Regions from separate parts of the Homo sapiens genome. Here regions 1 and 3 are each linked to region 2. Evidence: chromatin contacts called from ENCODE Hi-C data. All regions are on one chromosome and are shown on one strand. The core of a region is the stretch at or near the end of the contact, and the rest is flanking DNA. Distances in the headings are between cores, read along the strand shown.

Evidence for each region. A loop is a pair of places that touch in the nucleus more often than their neighbours do. Pooled maps may share reads with other maps.
Region 1: a map with no recorded cell type shows a loop between it and region 2 (12-fold over the local background). The contact joins two enhancer-like sites. A Hi-C loop is called at or near these places in 4 of 37 single-sample maps with no recorded cell type and 3 of 50 pooled maps.
Region 3: a loop to region 2 is called in a pooled map, with 6 times the contacts of the local background. The contact joins the promoter of RAB12 here to the enhancer-like site in region 2. A Hi-C loop is called at or near these places in 5 of 37 single-sample maps with no recorded cell type and 4 of 50 pooled maps.

Annotation. Positions count from the first base shown.
Region 1 is chr18:3,584,590-3,587,289 of GRCh38, reverse strand. The region is part of intron 7 of DLGAP1 (DLG associated protein 1); the gene reads left to right. Among named protein-coding and RNA genes, the nearest start is that of DLGAP1-AS1, 8.2 kb to the left of the region's middle. RefSeq lists an enhancer at 183-352. Within about 2 kb of position 1,354, at least 6 of the 41 ENCODE cell types and tissues checked have a DNase peak (open chromatin) inside an H3K27ac peak, as active enhancers do.
Region 2 is chr18:5,973,835-5,976,534 of GRCh38, reverse strand. All of the region lies in intron 16 of L3MBTL4 (L3MBTL histone methyl-lysine binding protein 4), which reads left to right. All of the region lies in intron 1 of LOC121725015 (a long non-coding RNA gene), which reads right to left. Among named protein-coding and RNA genes, the nearest start is that of TMEM200C, 80 kb to the right of the region's middle. Within about 2 kb of position 1,319, at least 2 of the 41 ENCODE cell types and tissues checked have a DNase peak (open chromatin) inside an H3K27ac peak, as active enhancers do.
Region 3 is chr18:8,608,137-8,610,836 of GRCh38, reverse strand. RAB12 (RAB12, member RAS oncogene family) reads right to left here and starts at 1,400. Exons shown (of 6, transcript NM_001025300.3): 1 at 884-1,400. The coding sequence starts at 1,397. RefSeq lists an enhancer at 113-162 and silencers at 613-912, 1,343-1,572.

The sequences.
Region 1 (2,700 bases), core at 105-2,604, 2.4 Mb after region 2:
TGAGGTCAGGGGTTTGAGACTAGCCTGGCCAACATGGTGAAACTCTGTCTCTACTAAACCCACAAAAATTAGCCAGGCATGGTGGCGCAGGCCTGTAATCCCACCTACTCCAGAGGCTGAGGCAGGAGAATTGCTTGAACCCGGGAGGCAGAGGTTGCAGTGAGCCGAGATTGCACCATTGCACCTGGGCGACAAGAGCGAAACTCCGTCTCAAAATAAAAAGAGAACGTCACTCTTAAACAAATCAGATGTTTCACTTACTGTATAGAAACTGCTCGTTTTCTCTTTTTCTCTTTCTCATTTTCTCTTTCTGTTTTGACCAGGCAAGACAAACATATTGGCTGGTGTTTCACCCTCCTTCAGTCTCACTCTTATGTGTCACACACCTGCTGGTGCTCAGACCTTCTCAGTGGGTTCTAAATCTTTCCTGGCACTGAATTCTGAGAGTAGAACTGAAACCAACCAACCAACAAACAAAATACCCTTAGGAGAGAAGTGTGGGTTTAGGGCTTAGCAAATCTAGGAAAGGGGGATGTTGGGGAAAATGGAAGGATTTCGTTGTATGAGTTTTGGAGTGCAGAAGAATTGGAAAATGAAGAAGGGGAACTATGGGGAAGTGTGAGTTGTGATTTGAATCCCTTTCCTCTCCTTCAAATGGCAATCTTAAGCCGGGCATGGTGGCATGCGCCCGTTGTGCCACCTATTCAGCAGGCAGAGGGGGAGGATCTCTTAAATCTGGGAGTTCAAGGCCAGCGTACACAGCACAGTGAGATCCCGTCTGTAGTTGAAAAAAAAAAAGCAGTCATGAAGATTTGAATTCCTTTTACCTTCCTAGCCCATGACTGGACAGTGCCGCTCACTGCAGTGAAGCCTCATAATAACGAGTAAAGTCCCTCAGCATAACAGCATGGGAGATGGTTCCTGTCCTTAAGTCTCATAATAATGAGTAATGCCCCTCCGTATAACAACATGGGAGATGGTTCCTTTCCTTAAGCCTCATAATAATGAGTAATGTCCCTCCGTATAACAACATGGGAGATGGTTCCTGCCCTCCATTCAGCTCCCTTATTCGAAGTTGGGGGGGATCTCAAAATCTTATCTTCTTTGGGTGTTGGGGGCTGGACCACCCTGTTGGAGAAGCCATGTCTCCAGTATTCTCCCTGTCCAGTCTAACCATGGTAGATGTCAAGCATTACTGGAACTCTGCCAATGTCCCTGTTGAGCAAGGTATCCAGAGTTATCCCTATCGATAGCGAAGATGAGCTGACAACAGCCACCAGGTGGCGTCCAATTGCAGTTGGCCTGGGGAGTGTAGGAGCCGCACTGGAGGCTCAGTCCCCAAGGTCAGTCATGCGTTGGAAACAATGTGAACTAGCCCCTCCCACCCCCACTTATCACATCATGGCAGGATTTTTACTGTATGTCACAGCAAATCAAATGATTCCATATTTGGCTGAATTATCTAGCTTTTTTTTGGAGGGGGACTGTTTGGTTTTGTTTTCTAATTGTGTAGAGATGGGATCTCGTTATCTTGCCCAGGCTGGTCTGCAACTCCTGGACTCAAGCAGTCCTCCCACCATAGTCTCCCAAAACGCTGGGATGACAGGTGTGAACCACTGTGCCTGGCCTCACTGTCCAGTTTGGATTATCCACACTAAAAGAAGAAACCAAGGAGAGCTAACAAGAAGCAATACATAATCCAAAAGATCAGACATTTGATGTTGGAATATGTTATTTAGCTTCTTGAAATATCAGTGGGCGGAATGTCCTGAGAATCCATTTTGAACAAAATAGTGAGTTCACGTTGTAAAGACATGTCTTAGGAGAAGTGGTACAATGCTGTAGTTTCATTCAATTTTAGCAGGGAGAGGTTCTATCCTAATTATGGCTCCCACCCACTCTGGGTCTTCAGCTGAATCACTGAGATGAGCGTTACTCCCAGCAGGACTACCATCACTCATGCCTCTCTGGGAACCAGAGCTCCACCATGGTTTGGATGCAAGAAACTAAATTGAGTGAGGCAAGATATTTACAATGTATATGCACTGGCATTGTTTAGCCAGAGGCTTAGCTGTGGGCTAGTGGGAAGAACCTGAGGCTGGCTGGCTCGCTCCTGACTCTGCACCTTGCAAGCACTGTATTTTCCCTGAGTCGTATTTCCTGTCAGGTGCATTAGCTAAAAAATGAGGAAGTCGACACTTATTGTTGAGCTGCATTCAAATGATAAAGATGGGCCGGGCATGGCATAGTGGCTAATGCCTCTAATCCCAGCACTTTGAGAGGCCAAGATGGGAGGATCGCTTGAAGCCAGGGGTTCAAGACCAGCCTGGGCAACACAACAAGACCCCCATCTCTACAAAAAATAAAAAATTAGCTGGATGTGGTGGTGCACACCTGTTAGTCCCAGCTGCTCAAGAGATTGAAGTGGGAGGATTGCTTGAGCCTAGGAGATCGAGGCTGCAGTGAGCCATGATCGTGCCACTGCCTTCCAACCTGATGACAGAGTGAGACCCTATCTCTAAAAAAAAGAGAGATGAAGTTGTGTGTTTCATGAGTCAACATAGATGGGAAGTTCTCCTGGGCTGGGCCTCTGCCAGTCATCCACCCAGGGAATGAGGGGTGACTGCCTCTATGTCATGCACCTTGTCTTTCCCCATCCCAGAGTCCATATGATATTGTAATGAGACATTTGCTTGATTT
Region 2 (2,700 bases), core at 70-2,569:
AGGCTACTCAAGCCCTGTTATCATTACTCCACAAGAGTCATGTTAATTGGATCCAGCCACCCAGCCTCTTCCTGCACCCAGGGTGGGTCTGGAGAGAGGCCATGGGCTCAGCACTCTTCTGGACACACACCATCCCAGCAGAAGCAGAATGCTGGCTACTTACAGAGTTTGAAAGTTTCTACTGGCCGTATTTAACGTAATCAGAAGAAACAAGTAAAATTAGTTTTGACGACATATTCTATTTCACCCAATAGATCCAAAACATCATTTCAACATGTAAATCAAGATTCAAAAAATTATTAAGGAGATATTTTACATTCTGCTTTTTCTACTAAGTGATCAAAATCCAGGAGGTACTATAGCACATCTCAGTTTGCACGCTTCACATTTCAGGTGCTCTGTAGTGTGGCTAGTGGCTACTGTTATTGGATAGTACACAGGTGTGGGGCATCCAAGGCTCTTCATTCAACTTCTAACCCTCTCGATAGCCCACTAAGCAGTGGACAATCTCTGACTCTTGTGTGCTTCATCTCCCATATTTATATAAAATTGGTTAAGAGACTGCTTGTGATGAGGGAAGACCAATAGCTAAAATTAGAAAACTGCAGATATTCGTTTATGAATTCTGGATAATAAGGGTATGAGAAACAGAAGACAGTGCAGCAGACAGGCCATGCCCATGTCTGAGGAGCAATATGACTTGGCATCTAAGAAACAGCATGTGCTGAGTGCCTGCTGTCAGAGAGAGGAGCGTTCCTGAGGAGCTCCTGTTCCCATACGGAAATAGACAGTTGTCCTGCACATCATGGTGAAGCCTCTCTTGTTCTGCTTTTTACTTTTGTTTTGTGGATAAAGAAATGGAAATGAAGGGGAATGAGTAGACTCAGAAGCATCAAAATCAAGAGAAGAAAGTGCAGCTGAGAAATGATAGCTTCAAGCACGTTCAGTACGCAGGGCATGAGAACAGGTGATCGTGGGAAGAAAACAACGTTCCCAGCTGAAAAGCCATCTCTGAACATTTCCTTGCTTCTCCAGCAGAAGTCACTATGGAAGCACAGGTCCTGGGTGGAGTAACTTCTCAGTCAGTGCCAGATAAATTGATGGGACTTGGTCGGTGACTGTCACAGATTACACAGTGGGTGAGAGCAATCACATAATTGGATTTGGGGACCGACTGCATTTTTTTTATTTCCTCCTTTTTGCAGCAGAGAACACAGTAGAACTGCTACCCCTTTCATTGAAGAGAAGGTTACTTGTGAAATGGGTCTCCGTTTTTAGTGGGATTAAAAATAACTCAAGGCCCAGTCATGCAGACTGTGGTTTACCATTTATGACTCACTTGCTTCAGTTTTGTTTTGTGAGGCTTTTGTGAAGAAACAGACATATTTTTAAAGAACATTTCCATAAAGGATTTTCCTTCTCATTTGTCAGGGTAGAGCAGAGGTGGGAAGGATGGGTGAGAGGGCAGAGAAGAAATCAGGGACCTACCATTATGTTATTTTCAGACAAAATTAAATCCTTTAGTTTCTAAAAAATATTCTTCCTCTTTTTAAAAAAAAAAAACAAAACAATAGAGACAGGGTTTCTCTGTCACCCAAACTGGGATGCAGTGGTGCGATCATAACTCATTGCAGCTTTGACCTCCTGAACTCAAGTGATCCTCCTGCCTCAGCCTCCCAAGTAGCCAAGACTACAGGTGCATGTCACCATGCCCAGCTAATTTTTTCTTTTTTGTAGAGACAGGGTCTCACCGTGTTGTCAAGTCTGGTCTTGAACTCCTGGCCTCAAGCAATCCTCCCAACTTGGCCTCCCAAAGTGCTGAAATTACAAGTGTGAGCCACTGCACCTGGCTGAATACTTTTCTTTTTAATCTGTGGAATGGGAAGCAGACGGTGCTCTGCCTCGTGTCGCAAGTCTGTTTGGTCGTTTCACTGGAAAGGCAGCCCTAGGTCACACGCTGTCCACAACTGGCAGGTCTGGCTGTCTCAGGCACTCTGGAAAAATTGGCCTTCCCCTGGCTGTGGCGTTCTGACTTTTAAAGGCAGATAGACTTACCAGTGGACTTGCATCTCATCAGGGAATCAACCAGGTTCCAGTGTGTTTATTGCCTCTATAGGAAGGGCAAGCAATGACTTTTCTTTGGAGATGGGTTACTCCTCTCTGAGTGCTGCTAGACTCAAGATCCATGGCCAAGTCTTCCAGTGCTGTGGTCCAGGGCCTCTTCAGACCCTGCAGCTGGACACAGAGCTGAACATATCTGAACATATTGGCCTTGGAAACTTGAGGGTACAGTATATCTGTAAGCACCTTGAATGAAATCTTTAAGCTCTTCATCATATATTTTTTTAAAGGCCATAAAATCCAAAAGAAACACCCATAGCAAGGAAAATGGTAGCAAAACAATTCTTTCAACCAAATCCCCCAATGACAAACCACTGACATTACAAGTTTTATGTATTCTGTTTTCTAGAAGGAGAAGGCATCCTACACGTAAGGACATCTTTATTTATTGTCACATTGGTGTTAGAGGCAAAGGCAGTATTACATATACATTTCATTTTCTGGTGCAGAGAACATTTTGATTAATTAAAATGTTAAAACCTCCAGTAGGAGGGCTGCTTTTGCAGGCTGAATTTCCTTGGCTGACTTTTAGGGGAGCTGGATAGGAGTCATGACGGCAATGAGGTCGTGCAACTGGGA
Region 3 (2,700 bases), core at 151-2,650, 2.6 Mb before region 2:
GAAATCTCTCACTTCCTATCACGGAAGTGACTGCCCTTTATTTTAAAGAACGGGGTTCTCCTAGTTTGGACATCTTTTAAGGGGTTTTCCATAGAAACAACTGCTACCCACATCCAACTGAGAAATCTCAATGTCAAGTCCTCTAAGCATGACTTAATTAAAAAAATTTCCCCTGCAGTTTCCATTTCAGATCCACGGCTGTTTTCCTCCTTGACCCTGGAGCGTTCCTGTACTTACTTCACTCCTGTCCCTCACCGAAAACAGCGGTACTGGAGGAATCAACCCCATGCCCGCCAGTCACCGGGTTGTTTGAGGTCATGGATAAATACAGCTGAAGCTCCTCTGCCCCGTACGTACGGCTAGCACGAGAAACTTACTGTAGTTTTAGTTTTAACATTCTCCATAGGTGACTTTAAACTTCATTTCTTGAAAATGGGTTCAAAATAAGAAAACTGCCCTGGTTGCGCAGGGATCACACCCGCAGCAGACGGCGCGCGCTGGCCTTGGCGGGCCGGGCGAGAGCGGCCTTAGGCGTTCACTCCCCTGCCTGCCTGCGCTCCACTCGAACCCAGCTTTTTCTTGGGCGAGTATGCTAAGGGCCGAAGTTTCCGTGGAGAGCCGCCCCCACAGGCCCCGGGGGCTGCCAGGACCTCTGAGGCAGGGCCGGGGGCCAAGGGCAGGTCTGCCCGGAGGCGGCACGAAAACCTCTGCCAGGCTTTGGGATTGGGATGCAGGGCGCTCCAAGGAGACCCCCGCCCCTAGTTTCACCGAGAGGCCCATCCCCGAAAGACTCCCAGGCTCGATGAGACTCGAAGCCCACGGGGCGAAGGGCACCTGCCCGGGCGCCAGGAGGCCCGGCCCAGGGTCGCCGTGGCGCCCTTACCCACGGTGGACTTGCAGGCCTCGCAGAAGGTGTCGTCGGTGAAGCGCTCCATCAGGCTGGTCTTGCCCACGCCGCGGGAGCCGATAATGATGACCTGCAACTTGAAGTCGGCCGGCCTGGGGGGCTGCTTCCTCCGGCGGCCCTGGCCGCCCGACAGCGCCGGGGAGCCCGCGCCCAGACCGCCGCCGCCCCCGGCCCGCCTCTGCAGCGCGGCGCCCGGATCCATACACGCATGCGGCTCCCGCTCGGCCCGCCGCCCGCCGCCGCCCGCCCCCCGGCTGCGCGCCCCGGGCCCCGGCGCCCCCTCGGCCTCCGCCGCGCGCGGGGGGTCGGCCCCGGGCTCGGCTTCCGCCCGCTGGAGCGGCCCCGGCGGCCCGTGGGCTCCGCGCTGCAACTGCGCCGCCGGCCGGCTCTCTGCGCCCGGGTCCCCTCCTCCTCCTCCTCCGCCGCTGCCGCCGCCGCCGCCGGGAGAGGAGGAAGGGAAGCAGCTACTCCGCAGTAGCGGCAGCAGCATCCCGGACGAGGAGGGGCAGGAAGCGCAGGCGCGGGCGGGGCGGCTGGCCGCGAGGGGCCGGAGGCGGGCGGGTGGGCGCCCCCTGCCGGCGGGAGGACCGCGCGCCCGGGCCTCGGTTGGGTACTGCGCGCGGAGCTTTCCCGCAACCCGCGCCGCTCTTTCCCTGCCTCTGCTCGCCTGCCCGCCCCCGCTTCCCTCCCTCTTCCGCCGGCTCTTTCATCTTTTCTTCCTCTTATCTCTTCCCTTTTCCCCCTTTTCACTCCTCCCTACTCGGCTTTCACTCTGACCCGCATTTATAGTTAACACAAGAAACTTAGTGTGGTTTTAGTCTTAAAATTCTCCGTAGGCAATTTTGAACTTCAGCATTCCGGTGCATCATGAAAATGGGTTCAAAATAAGAAAAAGAACCCTGGTTGACAGTGAAAACACTCCCATGCGCACAGTCCCCAAACACCATGCACATGTTTTCGCCCCCGCGCGCTCGGTGTAGCTGGAACGCTGGAAAGGCCCCGACCTGAGGCCGCGCCGCCGGGCCGCCTGCGCTGCGTTCGCGTCTACACCAGCGCTCTCTCACAAACACCAGCGGGTGCAAGCCCCCGCACCCTCTACCGGGCCGTGGCACTGCTCGGTCTCTCTCCGTCACGTCTGTCTCCCATTTTGCACGGAAACGCGCGAAATCAGTTATTTTTAACTCTGATCGCTGTCTCACTCAGAGTTCAGAAGTTTTTATGCTGTTTAATTTTTAAATTAAGTAAATGGCATACTCCTTTGGGGGAATAAGCGAGTTAAAACTCAAACAGTGCGAGAAGATTGAAACTTTAGGAATTATGGACTCGGGTCGTATGTTTTGCCATTTCTGTTTGGAAGGATTTAAGGATACAGAAAATCACTGCTGATTCCTTGCCAGAGATTTGTTTAGCAAATTCCTCAGCTTGAACTTGAGCATCTCAGAACACAGGGTTCTGAATATGATAGGGGCTGGCAACATTTGCCGAATGATCACGTTACCCACAAAATTTCAGCTGTGCTGTATTTAGAACTAGGTTTAGTAATGCACAGTACACGCATATGTTACACAGCAAACCTGATTTGTAAAAATCTAGCGTTGCCCACAGTGTAGATTGGAAGTTTACATCTATGAGAGCATTCTTAACTGTGCAGTCACTGTAGGGATCTTTATAATATGAATTCTGAGAATATGTAAAATATGATCCCTCTATATTATTTGAAACACAGATCCATCACTTACCATCACGGAATTTACTTTCTTTCTTTCCTTCTTTCTTTCTTTTTCTTTCATTTT